7 separate regions of the Mus musculus genome follow, and all the other regions are linked to region 2. A link is a loop called in an ENCODE intact Hi-C map of the cell type or tissue named here. Cell type or tissue: heart. All regions are shown on one strand. Region 1 overlaps Slc7a11 (solute carrier family 7 (cationic amino acid transporter, y+ system), member 11). Region 2 has its middle 17 kb from the start of Gm37548. Region 3 has its middle 140 kb from the start of Slc7a11. Region 4 has its middle 7.2 kb from the start of Gm35891. Region 5 overlaps Gm31415 (a long non-coding RNA gene). Region 6 has its middle 41 kb from the start of Gm35891. Region 7 has its middle 82 kb from the start of Gm20557.

Region 1 (4,000 bases), 520 kb before region 2:
TGTTCTTATGCTGCAACAAAGCCTCCTTTGGAGGATGCTGTCAGGAGCCCCATTTCAGCCAGAATTTTGTAAGAATTTGCTGTTTCGTTCCTTTGTCGGTTCCCTTTTCCTTGGAAAGGAGACAACGTATTTTATGTTGTTTTGCTTTTGTGTGGAACGGTGTCTGTCCATCTCGACACAGGTGCACATGTGTATAAATGCAGGGATATTTGTAAATGCATGTGGAAGCCAGAAGACAATTTCTACCTTGGGAGACAGGGTCTCTCATTGGCCTAGATTGGCCATGCAGGCTAGGCTGACTGGCCAGTGAACTCTGGGGAGCCTCCTGTCTCTGCCTACCAAGCACTGGGATTATGAATGCAAGTTACTATGCCACTATTGGTTCTGAGGGACTAAACTCAAGTTCTCGTGCTTGCAAGACTAGCAGCGTGTATAGGTACACCTTACTTGAGACACTATGTTTTCAAAGAATAAAAAAGAAAAAAAAATCCAATCACTCAAAATCATGCAGAATCAATTAGAAAATTTCCAATCATAAATATTAAATGTAGATAACTGGGGAACTCTAAGAAAGCTCTGAAGTGATTTATGAAGTGCTCTTGGGACCCACACACAGGCAACGACCATGTAACGGTGAATCTCTTAGCTCCTGAACGCACAGCATTGACCTCTTCCTACTCCAGGTCAGTTCTCCCCTTGTGCTGACTGCATGTGACCCTCAAGACCAGGAAAGAATAAACATAGAGAAGAAGAACATCAGAGCAGGACTCTGCAGCTGATAAAAGCCAAGGACAGCATGAACGATAGCAGAGGCGTCACACGCAAGCCGTCTTCATGGAATAATACATCCTGTTCCCACAAGTGACGTTAGCTTCCAGACTGTGCACAGAGTGCACAAAAGAAATTTCAAGGAAACATTCTGAAAGAAATTAAATGCATGGAGAAGGAAAAAAAAAATCCAGGGTCCCCTTGACAGCAGATTCTGGTTAAGAAAAAAAAATGTTACTAAAATCAGAGGGGGGGGGGATGACTATAGCATTGCTGATGGGTATTTGAGGGCTCTTACACCTTTTGTATCCCACATTTCACAAATATTGTCCCCATCCTAGAGAATTCCACAGTTTGCATTTAGGGGTTTTCTTTCTTCTAAGGTTTGCTCTCACAGGTCTCAGTTACTCTTGGAGAACCATTTCTCTGCTTGGTGTTTTATCATCTATGCTTTGAATTACGTTGTATGGCAGGAGCCAGGAGGAGACAATGGATAATTTTTGCACAGTCTGCTTTCAGCTGAACTCTGAGTCTGGAGTTTAGATTGTAACCTTGTGGGTTTTTCTTTTTCTTTCCTTTGAGGTTCTCGGCCAAGGAGAGAAACCACAGCCTTCATTTCCCTTCACACCTTACAAATTTCTGCAAAGGTGAAACGGAACTAAGGTGGGTCATATCCCAGGGCATCCAATACACATCAAAAGCACGCCATGGAAGCAAGCCATTGCAACATCTCTGGCCTCCCAGAAAATGATACATGGAGCACCAACTGAGTGGTGAATCGGGATGTCAGGTTTATTCCCTCCTTCCTAACCGTTTTGTGAGGTTGTATCTACATTACTTGTTAATATGCATTACCAAAACAATAACAGCTGGCAGAGGAGTGTGCTTGTGGACATGAATCATAGAGAGGATTTCCGGAAGGTGCCCTTCTCGAGATGCGACGTAGAATAACCTGCGGGGAGAAAAACGGTGAAGTTGACTATAGAATCAATCATTCAAATGGGTAACATTCTTAAATCCCCGAAGCAATATGGACGAATCTTCCTCATGCTAGGCATCTTGACATTTCTTATCTGGTCATTTGAGTTGTGCTTTGGAAACAAAGGGCAGATTTCATCATAAGTCTCTTTTCAGGACATACAGTGTCTGGGAAATATCTTATATCACTCCGAGGAAAAACAATAGCAATATTGCACTGAGTGGAGTTCTCCCTATACTTGAGTAGCTGCTGGCAAATTCAGTGCTAGATTGCTAGTGTCAGTCCAAGCTAGCACTCATTCAGTGCACAGGTACACACATGTACATGCATGTTGTGTTAACATTTCTCTAATTTAAACTGTAACATAGACCAAAAAAAAAAAAAAAAAAAAAAAGATTTTTTTGTGCCATCTAACTAAGGAAAAAAAATGGTTACCGATGGTGGAGTGGTGATTTCTGCTTTCAATTTTACTCTTTTTCGTGGCACCTTCAGGAAAACAAAAGACTTTATCGCTAGAAATAAAGGCCGTTATAAGACCCTGTAGACTCACTCTTTTTAAAAATGCAGCATGCCTGGCTCAGAGTGGGCTATGTGTAGACACGCAGCGCCCTCTACTGGACAGAATGAAACCTGCTTCACTGGAATCTACGAGGAACTCGCATATCCCTTTAAAAACAACAGGTTCGGAGGAACTATTGCTTTTCTCTTTAAAAGTTATCCTTATCACATCCAATCTCTAAAACAAAAATGTGTTTCTGAAAATACATGAACTCCCTCACCTGGAGACAGCGAACACACCACCGTTCATGGAGCCGAAGCAGGAGAGGGCAACAAAGATCGGGACTGCTAATGAGAATTTTCCCAGCAGCCGCTCAGAGAAGGTCTGAGGAAGGAAAGAACGGAACAAATTAATGCTTTCCCCGAAAGTGGAATAAAATGAAACAATTTAGGCCAAACTTGCTCTTTGACTTTCTATTAGCCTGGTGCTACGTGAATGTTTTATAATCCTTCTTTTTCGTTAGGGTCAAACTGACTCCACAAGACAATCACCAGCAGCGGGTACCACGGCATTCCTTGTCTCAGACCTGTGGGCAAAGGTCTAAGCAGTCGCCTTCTCTGTCCCTCCAAAGCAACGATCCGTTTACTGACTCTTTATCAACTATCGCCTCCGATAAGAGGAAGGGGCTCAGTTCGGAAATTCTACATTTAGAGACAGAAATTGTTCTGCACAATCCCAGAAAGCCACCTTTGTATGAAGAGGTATAGATACACACTGGCGAGTGTTTCGGGTACTTGTTTCACATACCAACCTCAGTTCGGGAGGATAAATCAAAACAATAGACAAGTTGACCATTTCATCACAGGAGTGAGCCACTCTGGAGGTTCTTTACCGGGTAAGCCCTACCAGCTGAACCTGTTTATGGAGTCAGCCCTCCCCCACCCTAGGAGGCCATCATTTCCTTCCAGGGTTTCCTGTAAAAGGCTAGAACAAAATTCCAATCCTGACAAGCGACAGAAACTATAAATAAATGAAATAAATGGTAGACAAAGTTCTAAGCTTTCCTCCTAGGCTGTCATGGGGGTAGTCTTGCACATTTGTATAAAGGATGCTGTTTGTTGTTGTTGTTGTTGTTAATATAAGATTTTTTTTTCATTGTCCTTGATGCAGCTGGTGTTATGCAATTAGCAGACCCCATTATGCTTTCCACAAATTAGTGCTGCCCTTTGCCTAGAAACGTGAGGCAACCGACCAGACACCGGAAGCTTTGTCCATTTCACTGCCTGACAGCACTGCAGTGGACAAAGCCCTCAGACACTGGTTCACAGGACAGGAGTTAACCGTTCCCTGTGGGTGTTGCTGATAGGAAGTGATACCATGTGAAAAGGAACTGCCCCTTGGTGGATGGGAGTGTCACTGCATGTTGTTAAGTTTTCACCCTTCCTGGCTTTGAGTTAATGAGTGAATTCTTTCGAGTTAAAATTCTGAACAAACCCATATTAACATTTTACTCCAGTTGTTGCTCTGATGGGTGAGCGGGGAGTGAGTGTGTGGGTGGAAGAGCACACTCATAGAGACAAAGGGGAGGGGGAATGGGATGGGGGCGTTGTGGAGAGAGACCAGGAAGGGAGACAACTTTTGAAATGTAAATAAATAAAATAACCAATAAAAAAAAGATATATCAGAAAAAAAAATCTGAACAAACACAAGTATGTGTTTCAGAAAAAGCAGTCTCATGACATGGTCTTTGGAAA
Region 2 (4,000 bases):
TTTTCAAGAGCTTATTGTCAAAAACAAGCTCTCACCTGGGCTGGTCAAGGGACAACGTCTCCAAACAACTTTGAAGCACTATGCCAAAGATAGCCAGGCAGTGTGGCACTAAGTTAGTGGCAATATCACAGCAGATGACCCAGTACTTCACTAAGATAACTGGTCTACCTGACATTGCATTTGGGGGGAATGTGCCTTTCACTAAGATTATAGTCATTTACCAACCAAGGAGATAAGGACTCATAACAGAATATGGAAAACTCCATTCTCCTGTCCCTTTTTGTAAGGTCTAGCATAACTAAGATGTATCTTTGGTATGGGAGTGGGGTAGGGGTAGTGAAAAACAAGAGGGCATGGTAGAAAAAAAATCTAGCACTAGCAATAGTGAGACTGGGGGGGGGTCCTTTATATGATAGTGCAACAATCAAGCCACACGCACACACACACACACACACAGAGAGAGAGAGAGAGAGAGAGAGAGAGAGATCATCTCCTTTGTGGACATAATGGTTACAGGAGTCTTTCACTGCCCAATAGAGTATCCATTGGCCATAGATAACTGTTGAACTTCACATTAATTCTAATTAAAAATTCAGCTCCTTAATTGCACTGGCCATGGTTCAGGTGCTAATGGCCACATGTGGTCCCTGCCCCCCCCCCGGTGTTGGACACAGCAGATGATAACCTCTCAGCCATTGCAGGAGGGTCTGCTACACTTCCCACCTCTAATGCATTCCACTCGAATGAGGCTCCCTGGCCCGTAGCTTCAATGGGAGCCTTTCTCAAGGCAAAGGAGAAAGCCTTAAAAAGCTGTGCGATAGAGAAAAGGAATCCACATGGCCCAAGAGACGCAGCCAGGCAGCCCAACCACAGCTTCCAACAGGAGCACGGAGACTCTCCACAGGAACCCTCGAAGAGGGCAGAGATGCCAGCGATTGGAGCATCTCCTGCCAAAACTGACAGCTCCTTTCCCACGGCCTGAGGGTTCACTGGAGAGTTACAAGGAGCAGAGCGAGTCCCTCATAATAATTAAAATGCAGGAAGAGGGTAGTCCTAGCACCCAGGGCCTGGGAAGCCAAGACTGCCAGCATGATTACATAATTGAACTGTCTCACCTTGCCCAGTCAAGTGAGATTCCAAGGAGGGTAATTAATCTTCCCGCTGCCTGTTAGTCCCTGCCCTGCTCAAAGTCAAGTTTCCCAACAAGAAGAGAAGAAAAGGGGAGGAGGAAGGAGCCAGGTAGTAACACCGAGGGGAAACTTTAATCTGGTCTTTGTGAACTCCCAACACAAAGGCAGAATTAACACTGTAATTGTATGCAAACATCAGAGAAACAAAAATGACTCCCCCCACCCCCACCCCCGCAAGAAACTCTGCCTCATGTCACCATGACCCTGCAAACTCAGAAAGAAAACAGTGTTGGAGACTAGAAAGAAAGGCAAGTGAACACCTCCAGCCTCGTGTGGTCTCACGTTAGTCATTAGCCAAAAGCAAATCCCAAGTGGGTGAAGGGCATGGTGATCGGTCACGGCGTGAGGGTTGAAATGGGGCTCGTTCACTGGACAAATATTTACTATGCACCTTCAACACCAGGCACTCACTCACTGTCCGGGAGCATAGGGAAGCCGCCCCTGAGCTGGTGGAGCTTGAGTTTCTCAGCTCAAAGGCTGGATTTGGTCTCAGTGTGACTTAGGGGTCCATTTCAAAGATGCAACTACTCCCCACAGAGCGATGGTTTGACTCCTCTGAAAGTGTCTCCATGGCTACAATCCCTAGAGAAGGGCCAGAACCATGGAAATTAAGAACCTAGTTTTGTACAAAAAGGAAAGGAGTAAGTAACTTTCTAGCCAAACTCCATGGAACTCCACAAAATCACGGGCCACACCGAGGGGCAGCCCACAGAAGGTCTGGGCTCTGCCTTGGAGGAAGCAATGTGGGAGACCTGGTATTTGACAACAACGCAAGAACGGTAAGCTGAGAAAGGCAAGGCAAACAAAAGTGGAAGGTATAATATATATACATATAATCATAATAATCTCACTGCATACCCACCACCACCCCTAAGCATGTATTTATGAACTGACGTGATATGGCCCAGAAAGTCTTAATACTACAATATTAAATCCCGTCCACGGGAGAAGCGAAGACGGCACATTATAACAAAGACAGTTGGGCTCTGCGTTGTTGGTTTTCTGGTGCTTGCTAATGTTCTGGTTTTTAGCTTTGCTCACGTAGATGTTATGTTCCTTTAAAGGGCTCCCTTCCTGCCAGACCGTTTTTTCAACCAAAGTGCAATGCTGCCCCCTCGTGGCTGAATGCCGTGAGCGCGCACGCAGAAACCCAGCCTTCGCAAAGCCGACTCTACCCGGATTTCATTTTGCCATTTTTCCCCGTCTTCCAAAGTGCAACTATTTCATCTTTAAAGATTCACCGCTCGGGGGTATTTTCTGGCTTACACGCTAATCAACACGTTATTTTCTTCTATAACAGGAACCGTGCTCTGGTTACTTAACGAGGGGGAGTTGTGGGTATGTGGCGGCTTTCTCCACTTTGTGCTTTATGAATTAAGTGATCTCCCCAGAGAAGCTCAGAAATCAGGCCTATTCCATGTAACCTTTAGAATCCTGACTGGGATTCTCACTGGGGAGGCGTTCCCAGAGAGCGCCAGCTCAAGGAGATCAATGCCTGACAGACCATCCCACTCCCAGACAAATGTATTTGATTTCAGTTCAACCTTCGATTCTCATACTGAAACCAAAAGCTCTGAAAATAGCAATGCAGGTGAAACACTGAGCTGGGGAAAGGCTCCTTCCCGGGTTGAGCGAAAGAAAACAACACTCCCAGCTTAAAGAACGGCAGCCTGCATGGAAACACTGTGTGGGGCAGGTGGAGAGCTAACAGGGCAGCTCGCTTCGCCACGATCTGGGTCCAGCCACCGACCCGTCCCTGTATTAACAACCTGAGAATATGTGGAAATGCAAAGACGAGGGTCATCCAGAGCTACTGAATGCTAAAATCTGCCTCTAGGTCTTAGAAGTCTGCACTTTGACCAAGGTCCCCCAATGGTTTATAGCACCCAGAACTTTGAAAACCACTGAGTAATATTTAATAAGAGTCTTAACCTCCATTAAGAAGATACTGTTATTCTGAGATTTTTCAAATATCACAAAGCTGCAGAATAACCAGAGTGGGGTGGGGAGGGAGGGAGAGGAGGAGGGGAGAGGGAGAGGGAGAGGGGAAGAGAGAGAGAGAGAGAGAGAGAGAGAGAGAGAGAGAGAGAGAGAGAGAGAGAGAGAGAGAGAGAGAGAGAGAGAGATTACTTTCCTTTGATTTCTATCAAATTAAAAAGATGTTGCCTGACAACCCAAGAGTCCAACCAGTAAACACCGATAACCATCAACAAAAGTCATGATCACCACTTGGCCATGGCTGATGAGAGTTATCAATGGGATCAGCAACCTCAATGATAATACTTTTGAAAGTCCCTAAGTACAAAATATAAACCAGCTCATTCTGTGGTAACATTCGCTGGATCTGAGGGTAGGAGAGCCTACAGATACCTGCAGAGCATTTTTTTTCCTTGAGAGTAAGAGACCTACCAAAGGTAACCAAGATAGAGGACTGAGAAGTAAGAAAGGCAGAGGGAGGGAAAGAGGAAGGGGAAGGGCAGGGGAGATGAAAGGAGACAAGGGGACCAGAAAAGAGAAGGGGGAGGAGAGAGGGAGAGAGGGGGGAGGAGAGAGGGAGAGAGGGGAGGGGAGGGGAGGGGAGGAGAGGAGAGGAGAGTTGAAAAGTTTCACACCCTTTCAGAGGCTGGGGGGATCCCCTGCTTCTCCAGGCTGGGGATCCCAGTAGAAACCTACCCTCCCCGACTTAATAACAGACTACCCTGGAAATCAAAACCTGCCTGGTCATCAAGAAAAACTAAACAACAGCTGCAGGGAAAGGTCTAGAAGCATGCGTGACTCTAGAAGAATGGCTTTTTGTTTTATTCGGGGGA
Region 3 (4,000 bases), 600 kb before region 2:
TTTAACATCCCCACCCTCCACTCTTACATGAAAGATTGCTCAACATCCTCACAGAAACTTTCACGTTCCTTAAATACAGGACCAAGAACATTGGTTCTCGTTTTTTATTTAATAGATGATAGATAGATGATATAAATACATACATGGATACATAGATAGATACATAGATAGGCACACAGATAGATGATAGATGGATGTGGATAGATAGATAATGATGATGTTAATGATCATGATGATAGATACATACACACATGATAGATGACAGATTAAAAGAGAAGTGATATATGTATAATAGGTAGATGATAGAAAATAGATATGTAGATGAGTAGATGCATGATAGATGATATAGTTTAGATAGAAAATGATAGATGACTGATCATATGTAGATAGCTAATAGATGATAAATTATAGATGGTATATAAACACAGATTATAGATAGATAATAGAGAGATTGTAGATATATCTTGCTGAGCAAGTTAACAAATGCAGGCACACTACTTTACTTTTTCCATTGCTTCTTGCCGACAACCATCAATCAATCTGTGACCACCAGGTAATCTGTACTCCATCCATCCCCCCTCCTATATATCCCGCAGCCCTCCCTGTCCCTGAACCCCTACAATGAACTCTCACTTGGAGTACTGCCACATTTGTTATCTTATCTTGCCACTCTCCTGTCACACGCCCACTGCAGCCAGTGAAACCCTTAAACATCTAACCACAGCTCCTTGCTTCTACCGTGAACCTGACTCTCATTGTTCTAAAGCTCGGGCAGCTGCCACATGAACTTTGATCTTGGTGGATAATGAGTATGAGTTTGTTGAATGAACACCTGGGGGATCTGCTTTATAATGTTCAGTATTTCCTGCATCCTCCTAGCTCCTTCGGATTCTTTTATCATCTAGTGTTTGATTGTTTACTGTGGAGCAGCAAGTCAAATCCAGGGCTTCCCGTGTGTTAGGCAAGTGTTTCCCTCTAGAGCTCTACCCCAACACTAAAAGCCTGAAAACTCTCTACATGGTGGAAATAGAAAAATGAGACAAATCAGCAACTCAGCATCTTGTGAGCTCAAAGCAACAGCTTTTGTTTTAGATTCACCTGTAGGTGTGATTTGCTTTCGATTCAGGCCTTTAGAATATGGAAATAGTTCTCATCATAATAGCCTGCTCCATGGCCCAGGGACCCAGATGACAACTTTACCAATTGCTTAAGAGACCCATTTCAGTCCTAAAGGCAGAAAAAATTTGCAGCACTCAACTATCTAGAAACCAACGAAGATCCAAATTTAATTGATAACCTAAAGTACAATTTGTTGTTCAGTAAAGACAGTGGCCTTTCTCGGGGCTCCTGGAATCAGAGTAGCTCAGCATCAGGCACCCCAAATCTGGGATCATTTCCCTTCCTGGAATCATGTTTGTTGTATGTATTTTCATGATCTAGAGTCTTTTGGTTCCTTTACATTTTGTTAGCATTCTGTCGTATTCCGTTCACACAGAGATCAGCACTTCCATGAAATGTCTGAGTAGCCAGATCTAGGACATATTTTAGGTACATGACCTGAAATGTAAGCAGTCTATTTTGGTCACAAAGTCAAAACAATAACACTTGGTACTTGAACATGTTTATGTGAATGTTGACCCCTGGAAGACATTACCCTTAGGATGTGATATCTCTGCGTACGATGCTTGCCTGATCACTTGTATAAAGGAACGTCAGCTCTTTAGAATGCTTGCTCCACAAGGACAGCATGTCACATCCATTGTGCATAAATCCTGAGCAAAGAATAGGCTGGCCACATTAAAGGCTATTTATCTGCAATGCTACTAAACAGCCAGAGATCCCTTGCTGAAGGCGGGGAGGAAGATTGACTGCACACACGGTGCTCTCACTGCTGAGTCCATCATCAAAGAATTCTTCTTATGGGTTGGAACTCACATCTGAAAATTGACTGTGAGTGCTCAGCCCTCTGTTATAGTGACCTAGGTAAGACCTATGCTTCCCACGCGTGAAGCATTTTCTATAATGCACTTCAGAAAGGACTATTTACTCTTGCCTCTTTCAGTGAAGGAACTGATGGTGACCAAAATATATTCCTGCATTTCAGAGCTTAAGGAAGAAGGGCTTGGCCTGCTGCTGGTTCTGATGGGCATAGCAATTATATTGCTTGCCTGTAGGTGGCACCAGTTGGCTGCTACTACCCTGGAATGGTCCATCCTCAAGGCCATCACAGAACGTCAACAGAAGCATCTACCACCAGGATAAGAAGAGGAGCTCAAGTCTTGTTCAAAACTGTGCCTCTCTTGACTAATGCGTTTCCCAGGACCTTGATTAAAGACATCCTCCAGCCCTCTTGGGACCAAGTAAAGGGAGGACAGTTTGAATGTTATTTTACCTCAGAAGATGTCCTTCTCTAATAAACTGCATATTTTGTAGGACACCTAGCATCTCAGCTTTCTTATCCAAAGCCACGATTGAATCTAGCCTCTAGTCAAGAACTAAGCCTCCATGATATGACTCCCTCCTACCACTCTGGCTAAAACTTCCATTGTGAAATCTCAGAAAAAAACTAACTCTCTTGTAAAGTTGGACACTGAAATATGACCAAGGTCAATCGTGCTTAGAAATCACTATTATTCTTACACATAGCTTCCATTTTTGTTATAAATGAAAAGAATTCTCTCCAGCTAGCTTTCACAATGCTACTGACTCTCTCTGACACGTTGGGATCTGCCCACTAGTTAAAAGCCTGAAGGTGATGAGATAGTCGAAGAACAGTCTCAAGATGAGCTGATTTTCCCTTACATGGTTGGCCTATACATTAATTTCTTTACCCATCACTATGATAAAACTCTCAATTAAGAAATAAGGAGTGAGCATTTATTTCAGCCCAGGATCTAAGGAGATAAGTTCACATAAGAGAAAGCATGCTGACAGGTGGCTATACGGTGGCCAGCATATAAGCCTGACAATTGTTAAGTCTTCTACTCTTAATTTGCAGCAGAGAGAGAGAGAGAATATAATATCTAAGAGCAATCATGGAACAACTTCTATGGGTAGATGCTACTTCTTGGTCTTTACAAGGCATCTCAAAGCAACAAAATCAGCAAGGGACCAAGTGTTCATACTATTTCATATTTAAACCAGAGTTCCCTAAGAAACAGGAACAAAGTTTTTTCCGGTCAGAAAATATACCCATCAAAGAAGAAAGGGCATACTCTGATATTCCCAAGCATAGATAAAACTTACACATGTTTTATAGCCCACTGATCAGCAAAGGAGGACAGGTGTTTTCAGATTTGAAACACTTGAAATCCCTTTGTCATGAGTAGTAGTCGATGTGATATCATTGAACAAAGCTGAAAAAGAAAAATGCAGTTGGCTTCTTGGAGCCATGCAGACTGGCACAGCAATGGGGAGATGGGCCATGCATCTAAGTCATTCTCTGTTTCAGGAATCACTCATAGGACCTGACTCTGAGGTTCAGGATCCCTCATGTTTGTATTCATTGTCACATTTATGAGATAGCACCAGCAGGGCACAGATTAATTTGACAACATTGATACTAATCACTGAGAAAAGCTTTTTAACTATGCAGAAGTTTAAAGAAGCTGAGAGCATGGAGATTCCTAATGATGTTAGCATTCCTGAAGTTTTGTCTTGGTAGCACTGAAGAATTTTGAGATAATAAACTTAATTACTCACTTTCCAGTTGTTTATTGTTCTCAGGATATCCCTCTGAAACCCCATAAATCTTTAATCTGTGTAATGACAGTGGTGACATAGTTTTCCCAAATGCCTTGCCTCCAATAGCTATTTTACTCCAAGGGCACCTTTTATTTCAGAGACCACAGTCAGACCTTATTTAATCTTCCCTTTCCCTGCCACATGCATGGGTTCCCAGAGAATCATGAGGGGCCACGGTGTCCCTTCCCAGTCTAAAATCCCTCCCTCACACTCACGTCTCACGCCATTTCTCCTACAGTTTCAGGACTTAGATGCA
Region 4 (4,000 bases), 220 kb after region 2:
TATGGCCTAGACTGTTCTCCTCAGAGACCACTCCTTCCCAGGCTAGCTACACCTGTCTCCTTGATCCAGTTGTAGACCACAGATCTAGCCTCCATGTTCATCTATACAGGGTGACCTGCTTCTTGTTCTTCTGTATGCAGTAACCTCACCTCTCTATTCAACTCTCTATAATAAACATGTTAAGCTTCTAAGGTGTGGTGATCTCTCTAACAGAGGTCTCAGTCCACCTGGTCCCTGCTTTCCTGTGTGTCCAGATGTCTGCTTTTCCTTCATTCCCTCGCTGTCCAGGTTCAAGTCCCAGGAGCCATGCTAGGATACAGCAACTTATACACATAAAACAGAAGTAAAAATTAAAAAGTATTAGAAGTAACTTGCCACAAGCTGGAGACGTGTCTCGTGGGTAAACTGCTTGCTGGACCAACACAAGGACCTGAGTCTGGATAGCTAGAACATACCTAAAAAGTATGAGGTGTGACGCACGTGCCTATGATCCTGGTGCTAGGATACAGATAGGCAGAAGGACCCCAGGGCTTCCTGGCCAGCCAACTGAGCCAGGTGGTAAGCTCCAAGTTAAGTGAGAAACCATGTCTCAAGAGGTAAGGTGAAGAACATCAGAACACCAATGATACTGACCTCTGGCCTCCACACATACACACACATGTGCACAAACACACAAGTACACCACACACACACACACACAAATGTCTTGACACATTCTTCTTTGAAAATCTTGCCTTGATTTCTTTGAAAAGCTCCCAATTTGTCCCCATTTGGAGAATGAAGTATGATGCTGGTTATCCTAGTTGTTCAAGTCACAACTATTGGGAGCCTCTCTCTGTACCGGAAGCATCCGCGTGGAACAAGCAGGCTTCACAATCCCACACCTCCACAATGTGGAAATGAGCATGTTCTCGCCATGTCAGGCCGGCAGCCAGGCGCATGCCACTCACTCGTCAGGCAGGCACTGACCCCACTCCATCACAGTCGGCATGCCAAGAGCTGGGCATGGCAGAGTGGAGGTGACATGCAGGACACCTGCCCTTCCGCTTCTGTGCCAAGCAATCAGTGAGGATTCAGCTGTGAGCCACCACCGCAGACATGTCAAAGGAGCCGTAACTCAGCCGCAAATTAAGTGTAGGTATGTTAGCTGGTCTGTTACAGGCTTTTCTATTTTCCTCGTCTCACATTTTGCAATTGATAAACAAAGAGTTCGCCAATAAGGTGCCAAAAAGAACATCATAATCAGGAAGTTTCAGTGATTTTGTTGTATGCCACTACTAATAAAAGGATTGATAATGGAAATAAACTGGGAGGTAGAGGAATGAATGGCAATATATATATATATATATATATATATATACATATATATACATATATATATATATATACACACATATACATCATATACATCATATACATCATATACATATACATCATATACATATACATCATATACATCATATACATCATATACATATACATCATATACATATGCATATACATATACATATACATACACGCACACATAGATTTTTCTGATAATGTTCCATTTCTTTTTTCTTTTCTTTCTTTTCTTTTTTTTTTCTTTTTTTGGGGTATGTGTGTGTGTGTGTGTGTATGTGTGTGTATGTGTGTGTGTATGATACAGTCCAGGCTGTCCTCAATCTCAAAATGTAGCCAGAAAGGGCTTTGATTTCCTAGTCCTCTTGCCTCTGACTCCTGGATGCTTGTATTATAGGTTGGCTCGTTTTAGCACTTATTTTAATGTTCATGAGTCCTGCTTCTCAGGTAATACCAAGGGGAAGTTAAGAAGCAGAATCAAAATAAAAATAAATGTATCTCTGTCCCACCAACACATTATTGTCACACTGTCCAACAGGCAAATGTGTTTTAAATGAAAGATATTAGTCACTAGTTTTCCCTTAACATCTCTTCCAAGTGAAGGAGGTTTTTGGGAAGCTTGTCTTTCTAGCCTGTACATTCTGTCTCGGGCAATCAATGAGAAAACATTTTTTTGACAAGTCAAATGTCCATGATTAAGAGGAGAAACAGCCCTCTCTCTGCAGAATATATGACTTACTCCTTCTCGGTCCCTGAAGGTATCAGTCTGCGTTTCACTGCAGACGCAGCCCTGTGTCTTGGTCAGTGCACACATTAAAGGCTCCATCATCCTCTGCTACTTAAGAGAGAGATTTAACATTAGCTCGTGTTAGATGTAAAGGAACAACCTTCTCCATTGAAAGAGAAATTTTATTTCTCAGGGAGAAAAAATACTGCATGCAGTCACTCCGGTGCATTATGAACCTGCTACTGCGTGTGGAATTTATGGTCGAGGTCTCTTCTCTTTGGCAAGGATTCTTCACCTCTAAAGGCAGAATTAAAGATCTCAAAGCTGCCCCAAAAAAAGTTCCACGGACCTTTAGTGCCATCTAGTGCTCAAAGTCTGTCATGCCTCACCAATGGCTTCCTCTAGGAATTTGAAGAGATGGAGGCCCTGGCAGGGAAAACTCTGAGAGTTCTAAGTGGGCTTGGCAGTAAACAGCATTGGCCCACACCAGAACTGTTGTGCCTGAAAACAGTGTCCTGGATACATGACATTTCCACACTGGCTCCCATAAAGAGCTGCTACTGGATCTCATGGCTGCCCCCTGCTTAGTCATCTGCTGGAAGCAAGCTATCTAGAGTGGATGGTGTGTGTGTGTGTGTGTGTGTGTGTGTGTGTGTGTGTGTGTGTGTGTGTTGCATACACAAGAGGAGCCTGAAAATGTTCCATGCTGAGAGCCCTACACCATTCCAAGTGGCATCAGGAAGGGACACATGCAAAATCACCCCACATGACTTCTACATTTAGATCCTGGGGTCAATATCCTGCACTAGAGAGGCCTTCCTCCTCTGTACTCTGGTTATAAACAGAAGCCAGATGTAGGCTACATGAAAGTGAGGTTAATGGGTCTTTCTAAGGGCACCATGGACAGCAGCTTCTGTGGTTGGTGGCATGTGATCTAGATACTGCTACAGAGGTAGCATCTCTGTGTCATCGCTACTTGCCAAAAGCAGAGGAACAAAGCTGTCAGAGGCTTGAGGATTTAATCTATAACTTCCCTTCCTTTCCTACCAACCTCTGTTCTAGCTGCTGTCATTTTAAGAATCAGGTTTAAATGCTATGTCCCAAACCTGTGGCACTGTGGAATGGAGGTGTAAGTTATAAGGGGTTGGGCAGGAGGTTAGGTCACTGGGCACATGCCCTTGCAGATACTATTAGGACCCTGTGCTCTCTCCTTCTTGTTTCCAGGCTGGCGTGAGGCAGCCTGACCTCCTGTATCATGTGATCCCACCATGGCACGGTGTGAGGACACAAGCCCAAAACAAAAGTGACCATGGATGGAAAGCATGCCCACAAGTCAACCCTTTTCCTTAGACATCCTTTTGTCGTCTTCTTCTTCTTCTTCTTCTTCTTCTTCTTCTTCTTCTTCTTCTTCTTCTTCTTCTTCTTCTTCCTTTTTTTTTTTTTTTTTTTTTGAGACAGGGTTTCTCTGTATAGCCCTGGCTGTCCTGGAACTCACTTTGTAGACCAGGCTAGTCTCGAACTCAGAAATCTGCCTGCCTGCCTCTGCCTCCCAAGTGCTGGGATTAAAGGCATGCGCCAACACTGCCCTGCTCCTTTTGTCTTCTTATACAGTATCTAAAAGCTGGCTAACACTTTGTCCCTAAACTTTAAGGGGAAGGTCAGATGGGAACAGATGGGAAGATGGTACATCAGTCTTTTGTATCTGTGAGGAAGAGAGTTGGCGATGATGGGAAACCATTGTTGGCATTGCAAGGTTCAGAACACCCAGGATATAAAACTCAAGCCACGGGTATCTTGGAGACGCTCTCAGGATCAGGCCAGCAGCTGAGTGTGGTCACAAGTACCTCCCCTACTTCCTTCGGTGCAAAGACAGCGCATCCAGCAGTCATGGCTCTCTTTCATTCTGTGCCCTATTTTTAAATATCTCTTGGT
Region 5 (4,000 bases), 1.8 Mb before region 2:
ATATATATATATATCAAGACATTTTAAGTCAATAATTGATACTTTAATATTACTTAAAATTTCAAGTTCAGATTTATTCTTTAACCTGAAATGAATGGTAGGAGAATATCTTCACTAAAGAGACTGGACATTGCACAATACTGAAATTAGATTACGACAGTCATTTGACAAGTGTTTCATTACAATTTACTCTTGCAGTATTTAGGTACATTTTACAATAAAAATAACAAAATCCTAATTTCTACATAATTACTACTGTTGTCTTTATACTTATATTTATGTTTTATGTGCTTTTGGGTTTTTGTTTGTTTGGTTTGTTTCATCAAAAAGTAGTGAATTATGTAACACTGTAAACCATTTACTGTAATGGTAAATTTGATGTGTGTACTTGTGTGTGCTATGACACTCACTTAATGGTCAATCCCAATCTTAATATTGCTGTGAAGGCATCCTTTATTAATTAATTTTACTGTGGTAGGGATCAAACCCTGATCCTTTGTGGGCCTTGTATAAACAAATCTTCTACCCCTGAGCTACACACGTAGACCAAGTGTGCCTCTCAGAGGGGTAAACATGAAATAAGACATATTACCTCCTAACATGAGGATGCACTTAGTCTAATTGATTGAGGACTTTAAAAGGTACCTTAGCGCTTTGACTAGAGCCTCAGCATTAAGTATTCCCTGATGTCTTCATCCTTTCAGTCTCTCTGGAATATTCTGAACTTATGAACCCCATAACATCCATCATAAATTACTTCTTTTCAGCCTGCATTATGTCTTTCTGTACGTATATGCATGTATATGTCCACACATACACCTATATCCCCACACAATCCTACACACTTACATTATCTTTGTTTAGAGAACGTAATTACCAAGGACGAGTTCATGCATGTACACAAGTTGGTCAGACTGTGGTCATAGTGGTATTTAAGAAAGCATAATTGTTTAAATTATCTCTTTCATTGTAGCAGCAAATATTGGAAATTCATAACTTTATTGTACCAGGCACAAAATAGTACAAATGATACAAATATGGTTGTAACATATGCTTATAACATTGCAAAGGATACTCTATGGATTTTAGCGCATTTTCATATGATTATTAATGAACATTTAAAGGAGGCTGCAGCCACAGTCAAAGGTTTGAAAAGGAGAAATTAAATTTAAATTTAAAAAGAAGAATCTTAGTGTAACACCAGCTATATTTTAAACAAGACGTAATGTATGCCTTGGAAGAAGGTAAACCCCCACTCTATTTTTTTCAAGGTAAATATTCTGTACACATTGATAATTTATATTTTTGGCCTGAACAGCTGTTGTTTAATCATTGTTTTTGCAGTAGTGCAAATGCAAAACATATTTTACCTTAATTAACTCATTAAGAGGAAAATAGCCAAAAACATCAGGCTTCTGAGAACACTGATTCTAAGCACATCACCAGGAATAGAATAGTACCTTGTTCTCTTTACAGCTGTGTTATAGCTCCCCGAATAATTCAATTAAAGGACGGCACCGAAGCACAGCAATACATGCAGTTCTGCGATCCAGTCTCTAGAGGGCTCTGCACATCACTTTTTCAGTCAGCCTGATTGCAGCAAACTAAACCTAAAGCAGATAGATACTCTGCAGCCAGTAAATGCAGCAGCCACTGTGCAGGGAGCTCAGAGAAACCCTTCTTTAAAAATTTTGTCTCATTTGCATACGTGTTTTAAGAAGCAAAACGTAAGTGCTTAGGTAGAGCCAACAGATAAAGGAAATAAAAAGGTCCATTTTTTACGTGTACGTGGAAGATCTTTCCTTCCTCTGATTTTCTCTCTGTCTCTGACCAACACTATGTGTGCTACACTGTTTCCTACATGCATCTGGTATTTGTAATTCTGCCAGAATTATTTATGATAGACGATGTTTAATTCAAGACAACAAATATTTCATTGATTTTTTTTTTAAACATTTCAGGATGAAAAGACAGATAAATGCCAGTGCTGTCATTCAGAAGGAACTTGTCTGGAATGCAGGATACACGCTGATTCATAATCTCCCAGTGTTCAGCTCCCACGGGCATTCTCACATGTAATCAAGTTGCTATACATCCTGAGAATATGACTCACAGAAAAAAGTCATTCTTCACTCAGGCTTAAATCTTGATGCTGACAAAGAAAACACAACCTTGTCTGGGAGACTGCAGTATCTATGAGATTTAACTGAATATACATCAAAATGGATGCCCCTCTCCTACTCAGAATTCTCAGTGAAAACAAGTCATGCTCTATTGTGGAAATTTCAAACCAAATACTTCTCATGCTCAAATAGAGCAAACTAGATGTTGATCAGTTTTGGGCATATAGCCTCTCAGGCTAGGGCAAAGTTCTCACCAGGTTCTGTGCTACTTGGCAATGTACCACTAGATATTTATCATGGAGTTACTAATGTAGAATAATACAGAATCTGTGATTAAATATTCCTTTGGTTAGTAGAGCTAGAGTCTCTGATAAGCTATCTGCTAAGAATAGGACATATACCAACGTATGGAATTCTGTACACCTAGGTGGTTCGATACATCATTAATGTACCACGATAGTGATATAGTTATAGGTAAAGGAAAATGAGGAATATTCTTCAATGTTGAATGATTTTTTAAAGGATCAAAGCAGTCTATGCTCAAGCAGACTATGTCCAGACCCTTGAAACATATAGTCCAACATTCTTCATGCCAAACTGACCTAAAACCTTACAGAGGCATTACCATTAAGCAACCATGTTACCTAGTTTCAGGTCCTGAAGTAGAAGATGTCAAAGCTAAATGACTCAGTACATTGCTTTTCTGTTTGTTTGCTTTATTTTGTTTTGTTTTGCTTTTTTCTGTAGCAGGGGAATTTATCGTGATCACCTATGATCAATTAAGTAAAAATCTCTTTGGGTGTGAGTCTCTGCATCTCTTCCCATGGGCTTCTGGGTGGAGCCTTTCTTTGCTAGACCAAAAGTAGACTCAAGCTCAAATACATAATTTCTGGCGGAGGTTACCCATGATGCAGTTGCAGCAGTGCACTGCATCTGGACTTCACCAGTCACCATGAGCGACACTGCAGTCACTGATCCTCCAGTGCTGTAATATCCAAAGACAAGAACGCAGTGTCTCTATACGATTTTCTGATTGTAGCTGTTTAATTGTGGAAAACAAAGACAATATTTTTCAAACACTATTACTCCACATATAAATATCAGATTACCGTATGCTGTAATTGTGTGGTATCAGAATGTTTGATATTAAAATTTGGTGTTTGAGTTTCTGACTTAAGCGTCTTAAGAAAATTAAAATGGAATTTTGCCTTGGGATTAAGATAACATTTGCTATAATTTCTGAAGTCACCCTAATAACATAGCCACTTTTACCATGTATTTATAAGAATCAGCATTCTCAGAATTGACAGTTATGAAAGCAAAATATCAATCTATCCCAAAATATTGACAGCTCTCTAGAACCCAAAGTATCAAATAGTTACACAAAATTAACTTTCATTTAAAATTTAATAATTATGTCTATTACATGAATGTACAGATTGCTTTTACCAGAAGATTAAAGGGAGATAACAAATAATGGTTTATAATTACTTTTATGATTAGTCATGACTGTTAGTAAGGATCTCATTTATATGGCTTTTCTTTTTACAGGACTATGCACTCAAGATCACAGGAATTACTTTGCTAAAGGTATGAGAAGTGGAAGATGTTTGAGAAGCTCTGATCTATAAGAAGGGTACTTATGAGCTCATGGGGTGAGACTTCAACAAAAGCAAAACAACATCAACAATAAAACACCGTGAAAACCTATTAAAGGCATTGTGCACCCGGTGAACATTCTACAGAATGCCTGCCCTGGAGTCTGCTGTTACACGTGCCGTTGCATGGTTACAGGTAACTGCTAGATTGGCATTTCTTTTACATCTTTCTTTTATTAATCATCTAGAAATAATGCCTTTGAAACATAACATTTGTAT
Region 6 (4,000 bases), 260 kb after region 2:
CCAGCCTGGTCCACAGAGCAAGTTCCGGGACAGCCAGGTTTGTTTTAGAAAAAAAGAAAACTGGATAATGGCCTATGGAGGGCTGGACATGATGCCCATAATACAGGTCAGGAAGACCATGAGTCTAAGACGAGTCTAGGCCACATAATGGATTCAAGAGCAGCCTGGGTCTAGTGAGTTCCAAGCCAATGTGGGCTACTGAGTAAATCCCTGATTCAAAGACTCCAAAAGAGGGGTACTAAGAGGACCAGCTGAGCTGGATTAGGGTGCCATTCCTGGGCCTTCATCTAACCTTAATTACCCCCTAAATGGCCTATTTAGGGATGAAGGCATAGCTAGAGATTAAGCCTATAGAGTCTCAATTTTTCTATCATGGTACACTCAAGCCTGAGCCTGTTGTTAAATACTATCACCGTGGCAGCCAGGCAGTGTTGGCCCACACTGTGAATCCCAGCACTCAGGAGACAGAGGCAGGCATCTTTGTGAGTCCAAGGCAGCCATAGCTACATAGAGAAACTCTATCTCAGGAAAAAAAGGCGGGGAGGGGGCAGTAAACTTTGTGGACTGGAGAGATGTCTCGGTAATTAAAAGCACTGTCTGCTTTCAATCCAGAGGACCAAGGTTCAATTCCCAGCAACCACATGGAAGCTGACAACTGTCTGTAACTCCACTTCCAGGGATCTGACGCCCTCACACCTATTCACATAAATCATTTTTTAAAAAAATGCTGTTGCATTGGCAGTTAGAGCTTCAACGCACAGGTTTTGAGAGACAGTTCAATCCCTAACAGTGACACGCCTTCACGGGATACAATGACATCACCAGGCGGCAAGACACGGTGAGCACAGGGGGCCCTTCTCATTTTCCTGTTTCCTGTCATACCCGCTATCGCTGGAGGCTTTTATCCCGAGTACGTTGGCAGGGCCTGCATATGCATGTGTATCTGTGTGTGGTACAAGCTCCGAGGCCTTGTAACAGAGATGATGTATCCCCACTGAAGAGAAATGACAGTCCGAATGAGGAGAAGAAGCCAATTTGTCACTTAATGCAGAGCCTGATTGTGCTGCAGCAGGAGCCTCACACCGAGATTGATTACAAACAAGATGACATTTCCCTGCGGGCCGCCTCACGCATTATTATAAATAAATACCACTCGCTTTAGCATCTGCATGGCCATCGATCGAGAACACATTCTTCTGTGCCTTGGGTTCACAGTAAATATCCCGGGGACCACGACGGCCTTTCTTCAATGTGTAAAAGCAGCGTGGCCTCACATGGGACAGTTTCATAAAGTGGGGACTGTCACACAGTCCATGAGAAAAGAAAGCACACACGGAGGCGAACTGACCCTAGGAGTTCATTTCCGAGAAAACTTAGCCTTAAACTGTGGTGGGGCTTTGTTCCAAAGGCTTCGGCAGCTGGACAAAGGCGCGGAAACCTGTGAGCCCAACACTCCAGACGATCCCGGACTCCACAGTGAGACCTTGCCTCTAAGGAGAAGAAGAAGAACACACAGTCTATAGCCCCTCAACAGCTGTTTGGGGGTTGTTTGGAAGTTTGCTTTTTTTAATCATTTTTTTGTGTGCGTGTTTCACATCAGCCCAAGAGAATCAGTTGTGATCTGGGAGTCTTTCCTGAAAAAAAATCACAGTGGAATTTTCGAGATGGAAATAAATCTGTTAAATTTCGAATATCTCTTTTGCCCTTGCCCTGACTGCTCCAAATCTGTCATCTTATGAGTTTCAAATAAATAAGTTATTTTAACCAGCAAAATATAGAGTGACTGTTTTCTATTTATTTCTTTACGCTTTGCTTCGGTGCAAGGGTGAATTTGATCTGCCTGCGGAAATTTTTTTTTTTTCATTTCAGTATCTCTCCACTCATTTTCTATATTCCCCTCCACCTCCTTTTGAAGCTTTTCTATCTGCTCCATCTTTCCCTCCTACATAAACCACGAGTTTGGCATGTTTCTGGCGTGACGTGAGTGCCCCCTGCTGTCAACGATGGTGAACAGCTCCGCAACCAGGCAGGTTCAGACCAATACCGCAGATGGAGAAAAAAACACTACATCCCTGGGCAAACACTGGTAGGATTGTTAAAATGAATAATTTATTAAATCGCGATTGTTTATTGACATCCCTTTCATTATTTACTTCTCAGTTATTAAACATACTCGTGGAGTGCCTGGGTGTTAGCCCTTGGCCCACTCCAACGCTTTTTCCCAGGCAGGGATGGAGCCAGCCCCGTGATTCTCTCTATCCAAGACATTTTCGATCTCTTTTGTCAGGTCGGGGTCAAACTACAGTTGTTCCATGATGACTTTATCAATTCTCAGCTGATAGACTCTAAATGAAAAACTGCCCGCTGCTGCCTCGCCGCCACTTAAGAAGGGGGTTATCTGGGTAATATTCTGTCAATCAGGCAGGGTCTGCGACAGACACCGGGAGTCAAGTGAAATAGGAGGAGAAGATGATTTCAATGTTTTTATTAGTCATTGTCCCCCACATCAAAGACTAGCTGACAGCCATCCCTGTCTGTCCTTCCAAGTCAAAAAGATAAGGGAAGGAAGCCACGCATGGACATTTGAGGGCATGCTCCATTCTGAAGGAAATCAGCAAGTCTGTGTCTTACAGAACGATACCCGTCAGCCCTCACAATGGGGTGGGTCCAGGTCAAAAGCACCAGGCTCCAATGGGAGGAGCATGTCCCAAAAAGAAAAGCTCTAACCCCAGACTTGAAGATACATGCTAGTCTGCACCCGGGAGAGGCCTTGGCTTTTAAGGACAAACTCAAGTTTCCCGGTGGTTTGTTCTCATACAATATATTCGGGTGGCACTTCTCCCTTCTCCCAACTCCTCCTCATTTTTAACAATGCAGGAGTTCAGAAAGGTGTATGTGTAGTATCGATAGATAGATAGATAGATAGATAGATAGATAGATAGATAGATAGATAGATAGATAATGAATAAATGAACCTCAAGGCCAAAAAAAAAAAAAGTGAAAGTTAACAAATTTCACTCTAAAACCCCAAATCTTAAAACAAAGAAGTGATGGTGAGATGGGTCAGTGGGTCAAAGTGTTCACCCTGCATGCCTCGAGATTCCACACTGAAAGGAACAAACCAGCTTCGCTGGCTTCCACACTCAAGCCCACATCCCCTCACACGGTGGAGTACGCCTTTAATCCCAGCACTCAGGAGGCAGAGGCAGGCGGATTTCTGAGTTCAAGGCCAGCCTGATCTACAAAGTGAGTTCCAGGACAGCCAGGACTTTTCAGAGAAACCCTGTCTCAAAAAACCAAATAAATATAAATAAATAAATAAATGAATAAATAAGAGAAAGGCTAATTGATCATGATTGTTATTAGTACACATAGCATAAGTCTCCTCTCCCCCTCCCTCCCTCCTTCCCCTCCCCCTCTCCCCCCTCTCCTCTCTCCCTCCCCTCTCCCCTTTCCCCTCCCCCCTCCCCACTCTCCTCTCTCCCTCCCCTCTCCCCTTTCCCCTCCCCCCTCCCCACTCTCCCTCTCCCCTCCCTCTCCCCCTCCCCTCCCTCTCCCCCTCCCCTCCCTCTCCCCCTCCCCTCCCCTTCCCCCTCTCCTCCCTCTTGTCTTCTCTCCCCTCTCCCCTCTCCCCTCTCCTCTCTCCCCTCTCCCCCACCTCATAAAATAAGTAGCTTGATTCATTTTCCAAAAACTCATTAGAAATCTGCATTGGGTGGGAAAATCACATTATCAGATGTTTTAAAAATAACAATAAATAACATTAGAAATATCATCAAATTATATTCCCTTTGTCACATTAAGTTAAATATGACATTTTTCTCTCACCGCTCTGGGTATTTGAAGGCTCTGTGCTCAGAAAGCACAGAGAAGACGCAGAACAGGGCCAGGACCAAGGCCAGGGCCAGAGTTTTCTGATGAGCACATATGTTCAGCCTGCAGTCCTCCAACTACGTGCACCTATGATGACTAGGAACAGGGGCCAACATCTTCGTAAGGA
Region 7 (4,000 bases), 1.6 Mb before region 2:
CAAAACATTAACTATTAAGTATAAATATATTTAAATTATATATAGCATTTGCTTGCCAGAGTCCTGTATCTTTCTTTATTCCTTGCTTAATCGGTTGGTTTTGTATCTTTTTTTCAGATTGTATATTTTACTACAGTTATGAAAGCTTTAACCATCTTTAGAGACAAGTGGTTAAAGCTGTTTCTAGAGAGCTCTTTATTCTTTTATTATTCTAAAAGTTGTATAAAATATAAATAGTAGATGCTAAATACATTTAAGTTTAAAACAATGGCACTGATCTTTACTGTCCATAAGTTACTCTTCAGTGTACAGTTTGCAGTTAAGGAAGCAAATAAATAAATACACATTGAAATTTAATATAAAAGAAATATTGAAGCTGAGGAGGAGGGCAACCCCGTAGGAGGGCCAGGAGTCTCAACATGGACCTCTGAGATCTCTCAGACACTGGATCACCAACCAGGCAACTGATATGAGGGCCCCGATACTTATATTTCAGAGGACTGCTGGGTCTGGGTTCAGTCAGAGAAGATGCACCTAACCCTCAAGAAACTGGAGGCCCTAAGGAGTTTAGAGGTCTGGTGGAGTGTGGGGTGTGGGATGTGGGTGGGTGGGGATATCCTCTTTAAGACAGGGATACAGGGAAGACTTATAAGCTGTGGAACAGATGGAGGGTGGACTGGGAGGGGAATCAATTCTGGAATGTAAAAAAAATGAATAAATAAATAAATGAAAAGAAAAAATAAATGTTGAGTATGGTAAACATTAGGAATATTTAGTAAAGAACGAATTAATTTTTTTAAATCTACTTTAAATTCATGCAAATCTCTATAAAATGTGTGTTTCTTTGGTTTGCTCAGACTGACTCCAAGACTGTCCTGTAAGCATAGTCAAGCTGTTTCCTCAGGATTCTTTCTGTTAAGATTTCAGCACATGGGGATCTATCATGTCTTGAGATGTAAACTTCTTTGTGGATCCTGTATATGCTACCTAAATGTTCCGCCTGAATTCAGGCTATGTCACAAAACTCTTTTAATAGACTCACTGTTACACACACAATACAAACTCAATGCAAGTTAATGGTGTTTTTTTCTTAATGTCTGCATTTATCTGGAGAATGAAATATTAAAATTTAATCATGTAAATAGTCTAGAACTGTTTTCGTGCTCTGTCCTCACTGTGCAGAGAATTTAAGAGAATAAAAGACATGCTAGTACTTTTTTCTGATTATTGCACATCATTCTTGCTGATGCTATTCCTGCTATTTTTAAAATATGTTGACTAATAATACTGCGTTTCCTCCATAAGTGTTGTGAAAAATCAACAGAAAGGACTCTCTGAAGATGAATTATGTGGCCGAGGTCTTCAGCTAAGTAAGCTAAATAAATACTGCATAGAAAGAAGGCATCCAAGTCAGCCATACACATTCTTAAAACGGCCAATACAAATATGCAGAAGGATGTGAGAGATTTATTGCTCCAGTTCTACTTCTCTGTGTTGCCCTCAATCTCTGCTTCATCCTAATGTCTGTCTGAAAAGTTCTTTTAACTAGCACTCTCATACATTTTCATTAACTGATTTCTAAGAGTAGACCTGAGTTATCTGTATTAGCCATTTATTTCATTCATTTGAGTTTTAAAGATTTTAAATTATCTCAAAATTTATCATGATGAAATATATGTGACAATTGCATTTCTGAATATGTTCAGTGCCTTATTATTATCACATAAGAATGGCAAATACATTTACATTAATTATAATTGTGGTGCATGAATGATTTAATAAATACTACTATTGCTTTATGGTTTTATATCCTTTAAATAATTAAAGAGTTTTTGTTATAATTGCTATTGGGAAATATTTTGTGACTTTACATTGATATATTTCCCTATTTTCAGAAGGGAACACGATACCATTGTTCAATGGCTATTACTCACAGTGGGCTCTTTCCCTGCACCAGTGAGAGAATCTAATGCTGACAGTGGCCATATTAAGGGTTATTCAGAACAATTATACACTGATGGAGGATAGCTAATTTTCACTCAAAACAAAATGAATTTCAAATTTGATTCAGATACATAGGTATTTCAATTCTTTTTCTTTGCCAAATTTTTATACTTACAACTTGTCATAAAACCACAGGAGTGTGAAAATGCTGAAATAATTCAAAATCATTATATCATCTGACACCGGGGATTGAGCCAGGCAAGCTTGGTAAAGCATTGTGCTTCCCAATCCCAGTTAGAACTGGACTTGGTGGAACAAAGCTGGACATGAATGCAAGACTGTTTTCTGTTTCGAAGAACACATGTAGTGTGAGTTATGGGCACATATTGCAACAATGACATTGTATTTTCATAGAAATATGCATACAGAGAAGCAGATGCTAGCGTATGACTTTATACTTTGAAGGGAAAGTAATCTGTCCTACTAGGGAGAAGTTTACACAGCTTTAAATGACCTTGGGAGGGGGGTGGGACTTGGCAGAGAGCAGACGCGATATGTGAAGGACTGAGCATGATGGTAACAAAAGTGCTTGTCTAGGAAGGAACTTGGCTGCATGCATCGATCACAGCAGCAACTGAACAATGAAAAGGACAAAAACTGTGTACTTTATCTGACTTTTGCTGGAGGAATTTACATAATCATATTGTAAGCCTAGTAAGAAATTCAATATACCCTTTTATCCAATTTATAAAAATAATCAAAAGTTGGTGTCTTATCGTTCCAGGCATGTTCCATATATACAAGCTAATCTCTATTACTTTAGTTTCACAAATAACTACATAAGACAACATTTTCAAGTTAAATATATATTAATTTATTCATCCATTGAATTGTTTGTGTATCTTTGTGTTTTTGTGCCCTTTCATGTATATGCACTTTTATGTACAATGCATATGTGGTTACACATGCCTATCAAGGTGAGATGGCAGGGAAGTGTGCATTTCATGTCTCAGAAGCCTTTCTATGAGGGAGAATCCCTGTTGGCCTGGATCTTGCTAGCATATTTGACTCCTTGGCCCAAGAGCACAGGAAGTATACCTGCCACTGAACCCCTCCTATCTGTGATTCTAAACATGGTACTCTATGTGGTTACACTTACTGTTATTTTCTAATCACTAGTTCTTAAGATGGCAAACACAATATTAGGGTTAGCTATGATGTTTTCTTAAATACTTTATATTTTTGCTCCTTTTTCCCATTGCTCCCCCACCCACCTGCCTACATCCTGATGATAGGCTTTTCATTTCCTTCATTCCACTGAAATGGTTCATGACACTCCTTTACTCTCCAAAATCTTTTTAGGGTTCCAGCATGAATCACTGACAGGACCCAGGGACTCTGCCACTAGCAAAGGGGCTGAGAGCAGTCGATGGCTAGAAGAGCATGGAGAGAAACTTTTCTTTGAGTTTGTGGGCACCTGCAGTTTGTCCGTGCCCATATACTTATAGAAAGCGCAAAGTGACCTGAGACAGTTATAGTTTTTAAAGGGGAAAGAGAGACGGGGAGGGAAGAAGGAAGGGAGGGCTCTATATCCTGTTCCATTGCTCAACATGAATGACCTATCCCTGGCACAACAATGTCATTGCTGCTGTTGTCACTATGAGTGTATAGTATTTATTTGAGTTAAATTTTACTGATATTTCCAGATCATTTTTACTGCTTAGAATTACTTTGTCTTTTCAGATAATTTGTGTATCTCTTTAGGAATGCTTTCTCTACCTCTATGAAGAATGTCTTTAGAGATTTGATGGTGATTAACTTCCTTCTGAAGACTACTTTTAGTAACAGTCAATTTTCATATTTTTTATTTCTGTTTGTCATGAGTGCTGAAGGTCCTACCATCTTTTGGTGGGTCTTTCTTAATGTTTTCATTATAAACATTTTTTTACCTCCTTGGTCGGTATTTCTAGGAACTTTATTATTTGAATGGGATATTTTTCTACATTTGCATATATGTGTGTGTGTGTGTGTGTGTGTTCCATCCATCCTACTGATT

Evidence for each region. A loop is a pair of places that touch in the nucleus more often than their neighbours do. Peaks named below come from ENCODE experiments on the same cell type or tissue, not always from the same donor. Only the 100,000 strongest peaks of a DNase experiment are listed, where the experiment ranks them.
Region 1: it touches region 2 in a loop (5-fold over the local background); 18 of 42 quality-filtered maps call a loop at or near these places.
Region 3: a loop joins it to region 2, with 7 times the contacts of the local background. A loop is called at or near these places in 28 of 42 quality-filtered maps.
Region 4: a loop joins it to region 2, with 7 times the contacts of the local background. A loop is called at or near these places in 15 of 42 quality-filtered maps.
Region 5: it touches region 2 in a loop (6-fold over the local background); 14 of 42 quality-filtered maps call a loop at or near these places.
Region 6: a loop joins it to region 2, with 4 times the contacts of the local background. A loop is called at or near these places in 14 of 42 quality-filtered maps.
Region 7: a loop joins it to region 2, with 8 times the contacts of the local background. A loop is called at or near these places in 3 of 42 quality-filtered maps.

Annotation. Positions count from the first base shown.
Region 1 is chr3:50,379,349-50,383,348 of GRCm38, forward strand. Slc7a11 (solute carrier family 7 (cationic amino acid transporter, y+ system), member 11) reads right to left here. Exons shown (of 12, transcript NM_011990.2): 8 at 2,527-2,630; 9 at 1,624-1,720. Among named protein-coding and RNA genes, the nearest start is that of Slc7a11, 62 kb to the right of the region's middle. In heart, a CTCF peak has its summit at 2,368 (motif pointing left); no DNase peak of the experiment used is centred here; H3K4me3 peaks cover 1,037 bases; H3K27ac peaks cover 707 bases.
Region 2 is chr3:50,903,856-50,907,855 of GRCm38, forward strand. No RefSeq gene overlaps it. Among named protein-coding and RNA genes, the nearest start is that of Gm37548, 17 kb to the left of the region's middle. In heart, a CTCF peak has its summit at 2,313 (motif pointing left); a DNase peak (open chromatin) is centred at 2,306; H3K4me3 peaks cover 1,272 bases; H3K27ac peaks cover 1,037 bases.
Region 3 is chr3:50,302,150-50,306,149 of GRCm38, forward strand. No RefSeq gene overlaps it. Among named protein-coding and RNA genes, the nearest start is that of Slc7a11, 140 kb to the right of the region's middle. In heart, a CTCF peak has its summit at 2,163 (motif pointing right); no DNase peak of the experiment used is centred here; H3K27me3 peaks cover 200 bases.
Region 4 is chr3:51,119,760-51,123,759 of GRCm38, forward strand. No RefSeq gene overlaps it. Among named protein-coding and RNA genes, the nearest start is that of Gm35891, 7.2 kb to the right of the region's middle. In heart, a CTCF peak has its summit at 2,439 (motif pointing left); a DNase peak (open chromatin) is centred at 2,572.
Region 5 is chr3:49,092,439-49,096,438 of GRCm38, forward strand. It overlaps Gm31415 (a long non-coding RNA gene), which reads left to right. Exons shown (of 3, transcript XR_867196.2): 3 at 3,675-3,917. Among named protein-coding and RNA genes, the nearest start is that of Gm31415, 32 kb to the left of the region's middle. In heart, a CTCF peak has its summit at 1,543; no DNase peak of the experiment used is centred here.
Region 6 is chr3:51,168,429-51,172,428 of GRCm38, forward strand. No RefSeq gene overlaps it. Among named protein-coding and RNA genes, the nearest start is that of Gm35891, 41 kb to the left of the region's middle. In heart, no CTCF peak of the experiment used is centred here; a DNase peak (open chromatin) is centred at 1,983.
Region 7 is chr3:49,260,717-49,264,716 of GRCm38, forward strand. No RefSeq gene overlaps it. Among named protein-coding and RNA genes, the nearest start is that of Gm20557, 82 kb to the right of the region's middle. In heart, no CTCF peak of the experiment used is centred here; no DNase peak of the experiment used is centred here.